2 separate regions of the Homo sapiens genome follow, and region 1 is linked to region 2. A link is an interaction called in ENCODE POLR2A ChIA-PET data of the cell type or tissue named here. Cell type or tissue: Caco-2. All regions are shown on one strand. Region 1 holds the start of NEUROG3 (neurogenin 3). Region 2 has its middle 26 kb from the start of SRGN.

Region 1 (5,000 bases), 510 kb after region 2:
ATGCTGCACCAGTCCTATTCCACCTTGCCAGTAAGAGACATGGTGTGGCTGGAAACCTTGAACAGTTTCTTAATAAGTTTTCAATCAAGGCTGCCAGGTGATGAGGGAGGGGGCGTTGCTGGATATTCCAGCCAGACGCTCCACCTTCTTTGCTCCTGGCTGCTCAGTTCAAGGAGTTCACGACACAGCCACCTCAGTGCCTGGGGAGTAAAATATGCTCAGGGGATTTGCTAGGCCTCTAAGCACCTTGGGAAAATTCCTAGGATGCCCAGCCCAGCCGTGTTTCCGAGGACTCTGACTCTGCAATTGAATTATTACTGTATCCCTTCCCCAAGTGCAACCAACAGTTGCTCTAAAGCTAGGCTGGTGGAGTTGGGGAAAGGGCCAGCAAGTGAGAGTCAGTTGTCCTAGTTGGAGGCTTGTCTTTCTTCTAAACCACTCTTTGAAATAAGAGGAGTCATTGCCCTATATAGAAAAAAGGGAGCTGGACCAATAATTACTTAGAAGACTTCCAGCTCTCCAAACCCAATCTGCCCTGGCTCTAGCCCAGACCTCCAGAAAGAGTGTCATCCCTCTCTTTGGACAGAAGTGCTCTTCCTCAGCTGTAGTGACTGTGGCCCTCCTCTCCCCAACACACAATGGAGTCATCTTGCCAAGGCTTCTTGAAGGTCCATTTTTTTTTATTGGCTTAAAATCTCATCCAGCAATCCCTAAATAATCTAATATACAAAATATAGGCTTTTCCCTGCTGTGAAATCTCATTAATAAATACAAATGTGTAAAACAGGGGAGGGGCCATATAATTTACTGTACCAAAATTGATTTCAAAAGGCATCATATAATTTACAAACAGATTTAAAAAAAAAAGATGCGCGGTGCTCCAGGCACCTGCAGCGCAGCTCACGTTTCAGGCGCAGTTCGCAGGGAGGCTGGGGAGATGCTCCCTGGCCGGGCTAGCGCTTTCCCAGTTCACAGCCTGGTCTTCCGCCCCGGGAGGGCAATGGCTCCGAAAAGTGCACGAGGAGAAGGCAGAGGGTCGCCTTCGTGGCTTTAAGGCAGAGTGAGGCGCCCTGAAATCCCGGACCTGATTGGGAGTAGAGCAGATCGGCAGCGTCTTTGGAGCAAGGCAAGGGGAGTAAGCGCTGAGAGACCAAACATTGGATTGAATCACATTGGAGGAGGGGTGGTAAGAGACTGAGAGGCAGACAGACTTGAGTGAGGGTAGGGCGACCCAAGACGGTGGGCGGCTCCGGCCGGGTAGTGCTACCATTCTAGTATTCTTTGAATGAGATTATGGGGTGGTGGCAGAGAGGAGGCCTAAAATGAGCGCACTTTGCAATGCCCACTTCGCGCGGGCAGCAGCAAGGGTTGCGTGCGTTGGCGCGGCTCGGAGGGCCGGGGAATGAACCCAGCCTGCCGCCCCCGTGGAGGCCTGGGCCGGCCAGGGGTCAGCCAGGGAGAAGCAGAAGGAACAAGTGCTTTTGAGGGCCGCCGCCGTCGGCCACCCTCTACGGCTCCCGGCTCCCTCCCTCTCCCTTACCCTTAGCACCCACAGCCCAGCGACAGACAGGTCCTTTCACAGAAAATCTGAGAAAGCCAGACTGCCTGGGCTCAAGCAGGCGGAAAAGGTGGCCCCCAGCAGCCCGGGTCGCTCCTCCAGCGACGCGGCGGGACTCAGGCTGCCAGCCTGGGAGACTGGGGAGTAGAGGGACCCCCAGTCCCCGGGGGAACCGCCTGGGCTGCCCAGCTCCCCGCAGTGCGGCGCCGGCGGCTCCAGCGCGTACAAGCTGTGGTCCGCTATGCGCAGCGTTTGAGTCAGCGCCCAGATGTAGTTGTGGGCGAAGCGCAGCGTCTCGATCTTGGTGAGCTTCGCGTCGTCTGGGAAGGTGGGCAGGACACCGCGCAGGGCGTCCAGTGCCGAGTTGAGGTTGTGCATTCGATTGCGCTCGCGGTCGTTGGCCTTCTTTCGCCGACTCCGTCGCTGCTTGCTCAGTGCCAACTCGCTCTTAGGCCGGCTGCGTCCCCCGCGCCGTGCCCGGAGCTTCCTCGGGGCCCCTCGGCAGCCTCCCTCTTCCGCCTCTGCGCAGTTCCCCCGTGTGCGAGTGGGGCTGGGCGGGGCGGACGTGGGGCAGGTCACTTCGTCTTCCGAGGCTCTGGGGAAGGACCGCTCCGTCTCACGGGTCACTTGGACAGTGGGCGCACCCGAGGGTTGAGGCGTCATCCTACGGCGGGGTCAGAGGGAAGGGTAAGTTTGAGTCCGTCACTGGGCGCAGTCCGCGATTCCGAGGCTAGGTGGGAAAAAACAAAAACAGCCATCCTCCCAGCCCCCGCTGGGTCAGAGGATCCCTCTTTCCCCTGCCCGTCCCTCGGAGGCCTCCAAATATTACCTTTCTACCGGCGCAAAAGAATAGAGAGCGATGAGCAGCGAGGGCCGTGGGGAGCTCAGCGGGCTTCTGGTCGCCAAGTTCAGCTGAGCTGCAGGCGCCCCCGCCTGGGAGTTGCCCCAGCCCCAAAGGAGAAAAGAAGAGAGAATGGGGTCCGAGGCCTCTGTCACGCTCTCTCTCGAGGCGCGGCGGTGAGACCGCAGGGATTTCCTGAGCAGCAAGTCGTGTGCCCCTTGGCACGCTTTATCTGCTTCGCCCGGGCCAGGAGCGTGCCTGCCCGGCTGCTGCCCGCGCCACCGGCCAATCAGCGCCGGGGCCCTGGGGCCGCGCCACGCGAGCCCGCTCCTCCCCCGCAGGGCACAGCTGGATTCCGGACAAAGGGCCGGGGTCGGGGGAGGGGAGCGCCGCTCTGTTTGCTCTCTCGAGGGCGGGCTGGGTCCCAGCAACTCTCGGTTCCTCAAAGAGCCTCGCCCAGTGAGAAGAGCCTCGTGTGGCTCTGGTCAGGCCACCTCAGACGGCTTTGCTCCTAGCCTATCTTTCCTTAGCATCTGTCCTGGAGGGGACTTTGATGCCTCTAGGGTACAATGCCTGCACGTTACACATGGGGAAATTTAGGCTTAGTGAGGGAGGTGGCTTGTCTGAAATCGCACAGGAAGATAGTGGCAAAGACAACCACGAGCTCATTGTCCTGACTAGCAGCCTGGAGAAGGGTCCAGGAATTCTAAAGGACGCCCTGCTCTCCTGGTGTTTCACTGCCTCTCTTCATCCTGGAAGACAGGGGACATCACTGAGAGAGATCCTGCCTATGTCCCTTCCATTCGCAGACCTTTTGGGGGTGTCCGAGCCTCTGCCACACCCTGAGATGCTACCTCACACTCCCCAGAGGCGCTTAGAACCCCACCCCCATAGATCCCACTCCAGAGGCAGGGGTTGGCTGTGCGGGGACCCCTCAAGCGGACATTCCATTACTACAAGCCTACTACAGCTTGTAGATAGTATCCCAGCGTTCTGGCCAGGAACCGTGACAGGAAGAGTTCTGGGAAGTGTGAGGAGGGGAGGAAGGAACCAGGAGTTCACAGTGAGCTCTTGCTTCTTTTTTTTTTTAAACGAACAAACAAAACCAAAAAACGGTCTCCTTCTGTCGCCCAGGCTGGACTGCAGTGGTGCAATCACAGCTCACTGCAGCCTTGATCTCCTGGGCTCAAGCTATCCTCCCACTTCAGCCTTCCCAGTAGCTGAGACTACAGGCATGCGCCACTGTGCCCGGCTAATTTATTTGTATTTTTATTTTGTATGGGGTGAGGGGCGGTCTTGCTTTGTTGCCCAGGATGGTCTCGAACTCCTGGGCTCAAGCGTTCCTTTCACTTCAGTCTCCCAAGGCGCTGGGAAGCAGAGCTGCTGTGCCCCTCCCCCTCGTGTCTTTTGAACTACCACAGCGTGCAGGCACTGGGAGAAGCTGATAAACTTTTTCTCCCCTTAGTCCTCCGGTCCAATCACAGACAGACAGCAGCTGCCAGCAGTCACCTGCTCCAGCCCCCTGCCTCTGCATCACTCGGGCATCGCACAGAGAGCACAAGGCAGGGACTTCCCCAGCCCCTTGGGTTGTCCCTGGTAGCGCTCTCTGGAAACCTTTCCAAAGGGACTCTGAACTCATCATCCCTCCTTTCTTCCCCAGCCCCTCCTCTTGTCCCCGCCTGGGACATCCCGTGGTCTTCTGCTTCCGGTCACTCAGAGTGAGGGGTTGCAGCTTCCGCTTCTCTCTCTTGACCCGGTCGTGCCTGGAGGAAGACGCCGAGGCGGGAGGTTTAAGTATCCCGGTTTAAGTCTCCTTAGGCGAGGAAGGCTTCTCTTTCTAGCAGGTCCAGATATCCTGAGTCTCCCGGAAACTGCAGGAGGGGACAGGACCCGACTTCGAGACTGTAGGGTGGGGTGAGGGGATGAGGTAGGTCTGTGAGTCTGCCCTAGTGATAGCCTCTTACCGCCTAGGCTGCTTGGGGGCAAATTTTCCTCCAAGGAAGAGGGTGGTATGCTCAGGAACCAGCGAGAGGGGGGCTCTAGGACTGGGCGGGGGTGTGGCGCGGTCCTGCTGATCTTAGCTGGTGCTCTGTGAGCAGGCTCCTTCCCTTGCTGTGGGGAAATGAAGCCTGAGACCAGGGTCAGAACCAATAAAGGGACCATCTGGGACTGTCAGGTTAGCATTTTGCTGCAGCTGCTCCCTTAGGTCACCACTCACTAGGAGCTTGTCTTCTTCTCATAAGAATGGGAATTTGAGGCCTTCTTTAAAGATGAAAAAATCAAGGCCCAGAGAGGGGGAGTGACTCTCTCAAGGTCACACAGCAAGTTCTATCAGAACCACATAGAAGTCATATCTTAAGACTCCTAGCCCTAGATTTTCCCTTGCACCAGCTACTGCTCCTTGATTTGGGAGAAAACATTTTTTTTCAAGGCAAAACAAGAGACCCCAAAATGCAGAAAATAGAGGAAGTCCTGAGTCTGGGGGTCAGATTAGAAAAGAAATAATGGTCCCATTTTCTAGGCAAGGGGAACCACTGTCCATTCAAGCTGCTGCTGCTGCTGCTGCTTCCTCCTCCTCCTCCTCCTCCTCCTCCTCCTCCT
Region 2 (5,000 bases):
ACCTGTCACTACGCGCGGCTAATTTTTTTGTATTTTAGTAGAGATAGGGTTTCACCATGTTGGTCAAACTGGTCTTGAACTCCTGACCTCAGGTGGTCCGCCCACCTCAGCCTCCCAAAGTGCTGGGATTACAGGCGTGAGCCACCGCGCCCAGTCCCATGGCCTTTTTTTAATACCCAAGAAAGCTCAGGGATAATAACACACCATGCCTCTTGAAATTGCCACAGAAAGAAAATGGAAAGCCACTTTTAAAAATAAAAAGGCTCAGGCCGGGCACGGTGGCTCACGCCTGTAATCCCAGCATTTTGGGAGTCCGAGGCGGGCAGATCACGAGGTCAGGAGATTGAGACCATCTTGGCTAACACGGTGAAACCCCGTCTCTACAAAAAAATACAAAAAATTAGCCGGGTGTGGTGGCACGCACCTGTAGTCCCAGCTGCTGAGGAGGCTGAGGCAGGAGAATCGCTTGAACCCGAGAGGTGGAGGTTGCAGTTAGCCAAGGTCGCGCCATTGTACTCCACCCTGGGCAACAAAGAGCAAGACTCCATCTCAAAATAAATAAATAAATAAATAAATAAATAAATAAATAAATAATAAAAAGGCTCAAGCCTGTAATTGCAACATTTTGGGAGGCTGAGGTGGGCAAACTGCTTGATCCAGGAGTTCGAGACCAGTCTGGGCAACATTGTGAGACCCTGTCTCTAGAAAAAATTAAATTAAAATATTAGCCAGGTGTATTGCTGGCATGTGTCTGCAGTCCCAGCTTCTTAAGAGGCTGAGGTGGGAGGCTCACTTGAGCTCAGGAGGTCCAGGCTGCAATGAAGTGCGATTGCACCACTGCACTCCAGCCTGGGCAACACAGCAAGATCCTGCCTCAAAAAAAAAAAAGAAAGGAAAATGAAAAAGAAAAGGCTGTGTGGGTTGGCATGCACTTGAAATCCCAGCTAATTGGGAGGATGAGGCAGGAAGACAGTTTGAGCCCAGGAGTAAAACCAGCCTGGGCAACATCATGAGACCCTGTCTCAAATAAAATAAAACAAAATGAAAAAAAAAAAAACAAGACACATTTTAAATCTTCAATAATCTTTAAAAATATGACTTTTAAGATTCTTGGTTAATGCAATAGAAAATTCAGTGATCCCCACCTTTTCTTTCTTTTTTTTTTTTTTTTGAGAATGGGGTCTCACTATATTGCCCAGGCAGGTTTTGAACTCCTGGGCTCAAGCTATCCTCCAGCCCTCTTTTTAATACAAATAAGCAACTCATCCTTAATAATAGTTTGCTTGAAGACAAGGCATCTTTTTTTTTTTTTTTGAGATGGAGTCTTGCTCTGTTGCCCAGGCTGGAGTGCAGTGGCATGATCTCAGCTCACTGCAGCCTCTGCCTCCCAGGTTCAAGCAATTCTTCTACCTCAGCCTCCTTAGTAGCTGGGATTACAGGTGCCCGCCACAACGCCTGGCTAAGTTTTGTATTTTTAATAGAGATGGCGTTTCACCATGTTGACCAGGCTGGTTTCAAACTCCTGACCTCAGGTGATCCGCTCTCCTCAGCCTCCCAAAGTGCTGGGATTACAGGCATGAGCCACTGCGCACAGTCTACAAGGCATCTTTCAAAAGCAAACATGTTATTCCTCACACACCTTCTGAAGATTAAACATGGGATGGACACTACTGATGTGTGGTGGGCTTTGTATGGCTCACTAAGTGGGAGGAATTTTTTTAATATCCTATGTCATAACTCTCAAAGAATGTGTTAAAGCCAACCCAGGAAATTTCTTAGGAACAGAGGTCAACTTGACGGTTGCAGTATTTCTCGGACTTGCGGCTGATGACAAGGCACAGCAGCCTGGGAATTACACAATCTCCGCTCTTACGCATTTCTTAATCATTCACTGGATACAGTTGCATGAATACTTTCTGTTCCTGTTCGAGTTTAGTAAAAATAGCAAAATAGAAGCGTCTATGGGGTTAGGAGAGGAAAAACACTCTAGCAGCAAATTCTGTTCCATTCGACCCAACGTACACGATAGTGATCAGAGGACGTCTCTGGAGAGCGTGTTTTCCTTTTGACCTTGTGTACTTCCTGTACTTCGCTGCCTCTGTGAGCGTGCTGCTCAGGCAGGGCTCTGGGTCCTCAGCAGCACCGAGGCAGCAGAAACACCAGGTATCCGGTGCCCACCACACCAGCAACTTCTGCAGGTCACTGCTGATCCCCACCAGGTCTGACGGGCGGCTGCTCCTCCTGCATTTCACAGATGATTGAAGGAGGCTCCCCAAGGAAGCTGTCCTGGTCAGGTGGTTACAGGTGGCAGAGCAGGTGTGATAGCCCCAGGGCTGTCTGGCTCCAGAGCCTGTCCTTTCTCAACCCTACCACCCTACTTTACGACTTTACCTCCACTTGTTTTTCTTGCCAAAAACTTTTAGCACTACAGGAGAAAGAAGGCCTAGCTTCAGGGCGCTCACAGTCTAGTGAAGGAGAAAAGATGAATATTTAAAAAGCATTTTCTTCTCTGTGCAATGAGGAGCCTGGCACTCTGTGCAATGAGGAGCCTGGCATTCAATTAGAATTAGGGATTCTAACTGAAGCATCAAACCAGATTAGCTCAATGCAGGATGTTGGAACAGAGCACTGTGGGAATTCTGCTTACTGTCAGAGTTTGTATATGGGTAGCCAGGCATGGGGAGGAGGTGGGAAACAGTGAAAGCTGGAGGGACCAGGATTCATACCCCAGAGTGATGGATAAGGTGTAGACAGTATAACAGCAACCTCGATAGCTTGTATTGATTTTGGACTTGCCAAAGCCAGGTTTGAAGTGCTTTCTAGGTTTTGATGCTTTGAATCCACCCTGTAAACCTTAAAGTAGGTACTATTACTCTGTCCATTTCCACGTGAATAGTGGAGACATAGGGAGGTTAGGGAAATTGTCCAGGCCCCCCAGCTAGTAAGTGGCCAGTACTCGAACATAGGCGGGCTGACTCCAAGCCCAAGTTCTTGATCACTGTACAAAGTAGAGGATAAGTTGGCAAATACTCTAATAGATTTTGCCATTATGCTTGTCAAATTTGTAATTATTTGCCTACTGTCTGTTTTCTCCTCTAACCTATGTCTCCAAGAGGGCAGGAACTATGTCTGTCTGGCTCTCAGAGGTAATTTCAGCACCTAGACTAGTGACTGGCACATAGAAGGGTCTCAAAAGTTTCGAAGAATGGATGAAATGCATTGAGGGAAACAGAGGATTCCTTTCCACGAGCAGTCCCCACCCTCTGAGTCCGCCATTCAAGAGCTGACGAATATGAGCAAACTCACTTCTCTCCCTCCCTTGTCATCAGCAAAATGGGGTTGATAACAGAAGTGAAGCTCCAGAAAATGGTCTGGAAGTTCCTAAAAAGTTAAAAAATAGAGTCACCATAGGACTCAGCAATTCCACTCCTGGGTGTTTACCCAGGAGAATTGAGAATACAGTTATGTCCACACAAAAACTTATGCAAGGATGTTCATAGCAGCATTATCCGTGATAGCCAAAAAGTGGAAACAACTCAAATGCCCATCCACAGGTGAGTGCATAAACAAAACCAAGGAGATCCATGCAAGCACATATTTGGTCACAAAAAGAGCGAAGTGCTGAGACATGCAACAATATGAGTAAACCTCAAAAACATTATGCTAAGTAAAGAAGCTGGTCACAAAAGGCCACAAAATGTATGGTTCCATTTACATGAAATGCTCAGAACAGACATGTCCATGGAGGCAAAAAGTAGATTCGTGGTGGACAGGAGCTGGGTGGAGGGAGGAATGGGGAATGAAGAGTATCTTTTTGGAGTGATGAGAATGTTCTGGAATTAGATAGTGATGATGGTTATGAATATACTAAAAACCACTTAGTTGGAGACAGAACTGGGTTCAATCCTGGCTGCCCCCCGGCTTGGTGTATGAGCTGGGGCAAGTTACTCCATTTTGGGATCCTCAGTTTCCTTATCTGTAGGAAGAGACCCTGATCCATTTTGATCCTCATCACCCTATTCACTCCTTCTCCTATGTCCTTGGTGACAAGCCTGGGAGGAAAGAATGTCCTCTGTTGCACTGGATTGCCCTGAGGGCAGTGGATGCCCCTGACTGCTCTGGATTAGACAGGGCACTTTTCCTTTATGTTGCAGCCGCCTACCTTGCAGACCTAATTCAAGGGGTATGAGGCTTATCCTGGAATATTGTCTATTTTGTCCCCAAAATTCCTCAAGCGATTCCAGCATGCACCCAAGTTTGTGAACCACTAACTTCAGCTAACATGCACCAGAATCACAGGAAGGCATTTGTTAAAACACCAATCATTGGTTCCACCTCCAGAGTTTCTGGCTCTGCACACTTGGGCAGGGTGGAGCCTGGACATCTGCATTTCTAACAAGTTCCCAGGTGACACTTATGATGCTGTTCTGGCCCACAGTGAGCCCAAACTACAGCCATGGAGATCAGCCTCAGCTAGACAATAGACTCACCTGGACAGTAGACTCACCTGGGAGCTCTTGCAAACACACAGGCTGCACCAATTAAATCAGAATCTTTGAGGCAAGTCCAGGCCTCAGGACTTCCCCCTCAACATTGCATTATGAAAATGTTCAGCCCGGCACGGTGGCTCACGCCTGTAATCCCAGCACTTTGGGAGGCTGAGACAGGCAGTTCATCTGAGGTCGGGATTTCGAGACCAGCCTGGGCAACAAGTTGAAACCCCATCTGTACTAAAAATACAAAAATTAGCCAGGTGTGGTGGAACGTGCCTGTAATCCCAGCTACTCGGGAGGCTGAGGCAGGAGAATCGCTTGAACCTGGGAGGTAGAGGTTGCAGTGAGCCGACATTGCGCCACTGCACTCCATCCTAGGTGACAGAGTGAGATCCTGTCTCAGAAATAAATAAATAAACAAAAATAAAATAAAATGTTTAAACACACAGCAAAATGGAAAGAATCCTACAGTGAGCAGCTGTGTATCTACCACCTAGATTCTATCTT

The links. Peaks named below come from ENCODE experiments on the same cell type or tissue, not always from the same donor. Only the 100,000 strongest peaks of a DNase experiment are listed, where the experiment ranks them.
Region 1: POLR2A ChIA-PET joins it to region 2 with 5 read pairs; 1 of 35 experiments calls an interaction of 5 or more read pairs at or near these places.

What each region holds. Positions count from the first base shown.
Region 1 is chr10:69,570,823-69,575,822 of GRCh38, forward strand. NEUROG3 (neurogenin 3) reads right to left here and starts at 2,600. Exons shown (of 2, transcript NM_020999.4): 1 at 2,388-2,600; 2 at 876-2,222. The coding sequence starts at 2,221. The coding sequence ends at 1,577. LOC101929021 (a long non-coding RNA gene) reads left to right here and starts at 2,135. Exons shown (of 4, transcript XR_946037.2): 1 at 2,135-2,245; 2 at 4,060-4,326. RefSeq lists an enhancer at 766-1,393 and a silencer at 2,651-2,870. In Caco-2, no CTCF peak of the experiment used is centred here; DNase peaks (open chromatin) are centred at 2,826 and 3,923; H3K4me3 peaks cover 356 bases; H3K27me3 peaks cover 1,524 bases.
Region 2 is chr10:69,059,751-69,064,750 of GRCh38, forward strand. No RefSeq gene overlaps it. Among named protein-coding and RNA genes, the nearest start is that of SRGN, 26 kb to the right of the region's middle. RefSeq lists an enhancer at 1,919-2,038. In Caco-2, no CTCF peak of the experiment used is centred here; DNase peaks (open chromatin) are centred at 1,818 and 2,261; H3K4me3 peaks cover 922 bases.